Linked DNA regions of Mus musculus: region 2 is linked to region 1. Evidence: chromatin loops called from intact Hi-C (ENCODE). Cell type or tissue: gastrocnemius. All regions are shown on one strand.

Region 1 (2,500 bases):
CAAAACAAAACAAAACAAAACAAAACACAAACACAAATTAAAGCCATAACAAACTGTCACTATACCCCACCAATGTGGCAAAAATTTCAAGCTGTTATTAAGGTCAGTGTTAACTCATACACTCTTGGTGGTGGTATAGTTTTAGCCATTTGGATTTGGTTAGGAATAGACCTATGGGGTTGGAGATACAGCTCATTTGGTAGAATGCTTGCCTTAGCATGGAAAAAGCCTGGGGCTCCCCAAACGGCATAAACTGGAAATGGAGGCAGGAGGGCAACCGTTCAAGGCCAGCCTGGGACACATGAGATCCTATCGCAAACAAAACTCTAAAACCCATAATAGCCCTGAAACTCCACTTCTATATACGTCTTAGAGAAGTTCATACATACATATATACCCCACGGTAGACATGCGAGAAGATCTCTAGTAGCCTCGTCATCCATATTACAAAGGACATCAGTGGTAACAGATAAAATGGCCTCTTCATGTAGCAGAGTTGTATACAGTGATGGAAGTTAACTCTAAGTCCACATAAAACTATGGTTAAAGTTAGAAAGGCACCACAGCAAGATTGTAGCCTGGTCCCATTGCTAGGGAGTCTCTTCTTCAAAATCCTACAGTGTATATCTTAGATCCTATATCTTGGATGTGTCAGATGCTAAGCATCTGAGGAACAGGTTAGTGTGAATGGCCTGTAGCCAGGGGAGCTAGGGCTGCTGTTGATTCCAAGTCCAAGCCTAGTCACATGCTGCGGAGGGGGGGGGGGGGGACTAGGAGAGGAACTGAGGTGGGGAAGCTTCTGAAGCCCCCCCCACCGTGATCGATTGATTGATTGTGAATAGCACAGCTGGAGGGGGGCAAAGGCGCACTTCACGGTCCCTCCCGTCTGTCCAGCAGGCTGCCCCTGGTGCCTTCCAAGTACTCCATGACTGTGATGATGTTCGTCATGATGCTGAGCTTTTACTACTTCTCGCGCCACGTAAGTGCCACACCCTCTTCTGTGGTAAGGGCCTCCCAGCAAGCTATCCTAGAACTCAGAAGCCCAGGCACCTAACAAGCAGCAGCTCCTTCACCTAACATGGCCCATGGGATGCACCAGCTCTGCTGTGCCCCGCTTCTTCCTCTGTCCTCCTCCAGGATGACCCTAGGCAGGCTCGAGGCCTCTGCACTCACCCGGGTATGGGTGATGGGGGTGTTCACTGAAATGCTAGCCTTGGAGTCAGAAGAGAAAGGGAAAGGCCCTAATGAAGTTCTGTTCGGTAAAGAGGAAGTATCCATACAAGGACAGTTAGCTTGGATGCCCCCAAGTGGTTTGCCAGGAAAGTACAGCTCCCTCAGATCCCTTCATAAATGGAGCTGCTAGAGATGGGGATGCCTCCTGGTTCTGGCAGAACCCTCTTTGTGACCCCTACGCCCCAGCCCAGCTTGGATCTCTACTGTATCAAGAGGCCCAGGTCCTTAATGCAACTGTGGGATGTCATTTTGATTAGGTGACTCCTTGCAGCTCTTCTGTCATTTAGTGGCCTCCTTCCAGTGTTATCCTACACGATATTCAATACCCCGTTCTAAACCTTTCCACTGGATGGCTTTAGAGCACACAGCTCACCTGACCTATGTTGTAGGTGGAAAAACTGGCCCGAACACTGTTCTTGTGGAAGATTGAGGTCCATGACCAGAAAGAACGTGTCTACGAGATGCGCCGATGGAACGAGGCCTTGGTCACCAACATGTTGCCTGAGCATGTTGCACGCCATTTTCTGGGGTCCAAGAAGAGAGATGAGGTAAGAGGATGTCATGTGGAGCTTATTCTTTCTCTGAGGAGCACTGAGTCAAGGTCCCTTTAAAACTGGGATTGGAAGTCCAAGTATGGCTGGACATAACCAGAAACAAACCAAGAGATATTCCCAGGGTCTCTGCTACACAATATTGCTGGTATGCTGCATCTCGGGACCCCCTACAGAACCAGAGTGCCCCTCCTGCCAATAACACCTTCTCAAACCAAGGTGGCTGACCACCCCACTCACCTTCCCTGGAGAGGTTTCTGTTATTGGGATGAAACACCGTGGCCATAAGCAACTTGGGGAGGAAGGGTTTATTTCATCTTACACTTCCAGGCAGGCAGTCCATCACCAAAGGCAGGCAGGACAGGGACAGATGCAGGGGCCATGGAGGAGTGCTTCTCATTCTAACCATTCAAAGTTGAGTTCAAACAGTTGAGTACACACATCCTGTGAGGCCAACCGAAGCTCCCGTAGTTCACCATCCTACCAGGCAGCCATCTCTCGAGTGCTTGGACCTTCTCTGTGAGGTGTATGCACGCGTGTATGCATGTGTTCACATGGAGGCTGAAGGTTCTTTACTGCTTGTCCCAATATGTGGAAGGAGTGTCTCTTGCAGAACCTGTGGCTCTCTGTTAGTGTGACTAGCCAGCTGGCTTCTACTCCCCATGCACTCAACCCTGGTCCTCCCGTTTGCACAGCAGTATCCCAGGCTGACCTTG
Region 2 (2,500 bases), 100 kb before region 1:
TCATGCTGTATAAGCTCTCTTCCCTTGGTGGTGCTCACAGCTGCCTCCAGCTGAACCTTTGCTTTCAGGCCTGGGCTGCTGTGGTCGTCATCTCCCTGTCTCTCAGCTTTGGGAAACGGCCTCTCTACTGTTTCCTTCCCCAGTTCTCCGAAGCCCCCACCCCATACTAATCACAAGTTCCTTTTCTAGAAGCCTCTCCTGAGGGATTACTTCTGGCTCCCAGGTTCTCATTCCTTCAGTTAGCAAAGGCTTGCTTGCTCTGTGCCTCTTACATGTGTAGAGATGCCAGGCTGCCCTTGATCCTTCTTTGACTGTCTCCTAGACTCAACCTGCACTGTATTTTTTACTTGTATGCAACCCATTGTTTGTTATTTTCTATTCTTTTAGTCCTACCTTTGAGAAAAGGAGGTAATTCCATGGGAGATGTGTAGTGTCCAGATGCAGGATTTGGGGCCAACCTGGTCACTGACAGAGCTTGTCTGCTCTTTGCAGGGAGGAAGTTAATAAGGCCTACCGGAAGCTGGCTGTGCTGCTTCACCCGGACAAGTGTGTAGCACCAGGCAGTGAAGATGCCTTCAAAGCAGTTGTGAATGCCCGGACAGCCCTCCTGAAAAACATCAAGTAGAGGCAGAGGAAACTACAAGCGAGCTCAAGTGCAAACAGACTCCCCTTGAGGTGAAATAACCAACATGGAGTTTTCCTTCACGAATGCTCACTGTTGTGTTCCCTCATGTGTAAGTTAATAGTATGGGTGCCTGTTACCATGTTGTGGCCATTTCTCAGTGAGATGACCGCTTTTGTGTGAGAGATAACCCCACATCTCTTATGCACTTCATTTCTTATTGCCAGATAACTAGGTGTTTGTCATTGTGTCATCGCTTATGCATTCACCTGTGAAAGTCCATGACTGTGACCCACCTGCTCTTCCTCCCAGCAACCCTCCATCCATCCATCTGCCCACCATCAGAGAAAGGAATAACAACAGGAGAGAGAAAGAGCCTGGCCCCCGGGAGCCTGCACCCCACTAAGCGGCTTCCTGGTTAGTATTTTAACCATCAGCCTGTACAGTTAGTAGCCAGAGATGGTGGAGGATGAGGCAGGAGTATTGCAAGAGAGAGGCCAGTCTGGATTGAATTACTTGGCAAGACTTTCAAAGAAAAACAGGCAACCTTGTAGAAGAGTGATGTGAGCTAGCACTGTTATCTGCCCTTTTAGGACACTGACTCTGTTCTTTCTCCAGCCACCAGGGGGAGACAAGCCAGTGCTAAGAGAGAGGCAGTGCCAGCCACAGGAGCTGGAGAACCTGAAGCTCATCCCGGATCCCAGGCCTTTGCTCTGCCCTAGAAATAGTTGCTAGCATCAAGCAGCAAGGATGCTGTGTCCCTGGGAATGAGGGGCCCGACACCAGAACAGAAGCTCTTAGAGGGCGCATTGTGGGTCACTTGGGAGTGTGCGCTCAGTCACACCATTCAGACGGAAAGGCCAGCTTGGGCCTTTCCTGAGCTCAGGCATGTTGGGCACTAGGAGGGACCCTGCATGAGACTCGTCCCTGTCCTCAGTCCTCACCACAGGTGGTGGGAGAGGCAGGCGGGCCCTCTTCCACAGACCCGTCTCTTTCTTCTGCTCTCCTCTCGCCCCACTCTTTGTTACATCCCACATCTGCCATGGCCTTTCCTCTTGCCCTGGGCTCAGCTGACTTGAAATAAGTAGGATCCATTTGGGGCACACTGGGACGTCTTGGGCCTGTGTGGGGCAGAATCCCTACAGTTTCTGCTTGGACTCCAAATTTCTGAATAGTATTTTAAAATTACAAGTATGAAAACTCATGTTGCATAGAGAGAAGCCTTTCTCGTGCTGTTGCCCCTGCCTGGTCCACAGGACTGGATGGAGCTGATGGAGCTGGGCTCATGTTGCTCGACTCCTGTCATCCCTCTGAACTCTGGTATTCTTATTTTGAGCTGCAGCCACCTGTGCTACCTGGAACTCAAAGGATGACTTTTAAATACCTATCCCATAACGGTTGCCAGATAACATGTCTCTTGCCTAAGAAGACAAGCTCTTGGCTTCCTGTCTAAACCCTTGTAGTCCTCTGGGTTTTTCCTTTCTCCATAGTGGCCTCACTTTGCATGGCTGTGCTCTGCGCAGCTGCTCTGAGCTTTAAAATGTTGTTCTTAGTGAACTCAGATGTGTATAAAAGGATAAAGAGGTCTGGCATACGGCTGTATTAGCATACGGCTGCGTGGCTTGAATTAGCTTCTGAGGTGATTGAGCTCCACCTCATGGTTCTCATGGGCCTCAGTTCTGCTTGAGGCTCCCTCACGCCTAGCACATCTGATTATCCAGCTGCTCCTGGAACAGAAAGTGGGAGTCATGAGGATGAGAGGTGTGTGTGGTGCTGTCAGCCTGAGTGCGGGGCCCAGGCTGCGCCTCGTTCAACCACATGGGCAGGAGAGCAGTTACAGCAGGGGGCTTTAGTGTTCCCATTTGGGTCCCTCAGGTC

What was found. A loop is a pair of places that touch in the nucleus more often than their neighbours do. Peaks named below come from ENCODE experiments on the same cell type or tissue, not always from the same donor. Only the 100,000 strongest peaks of a DNase experiment are listed, where the experiment ranks them.
Region 2: it touches region 1 in a loop (5-fold over the local background); 21 of 42 quality-filtered maps call a loop at or near these places.

Annotation. Positions count from the first base shown.
Region 1 is chr12:4,207,683-4,210,182 of GRCm38, forward strand. Adcy3 (adenylate cyclase 3) reads left to right here. Exons shown (of 21, transcript NM_138305.3): 15 at 895-979; 16 at 1,623-1,781. It also overlaps a transcript of Cenpo not described here. Among named protein-coding and RNA genes, the nearest start is that of Cenpo, 25 kb to the right of the region's middle. In gastrocnemius, a CTCF peak has its summit at 1,308 (motif pointing left); a DNase peak (open chromatin) is centred at 1,302; H3K4me3 peaks cover 179 bases; H3K27ac peaks cover 250 bases.
Region 2 is chr12:4,106,310-4,108,809 of GRCm38, forward strand. It overlaps Dnajc27 (DnaJ heat shock protein family (Hsp40) member C27), which reads left to right. Exons shown (of 7, transcript NM_153082.4): 7 at 493-2,500. The coding sequence ends at 625. Among named protein-coding and RNA genes, the nearest start is that of Dnajc27, 25 kb to the left of the region's middle. In gastrocnemius, a CTCF peak has its summit at 1,241 (motif pointing right); a DNase peak (open chromatin) is centred at 1,257.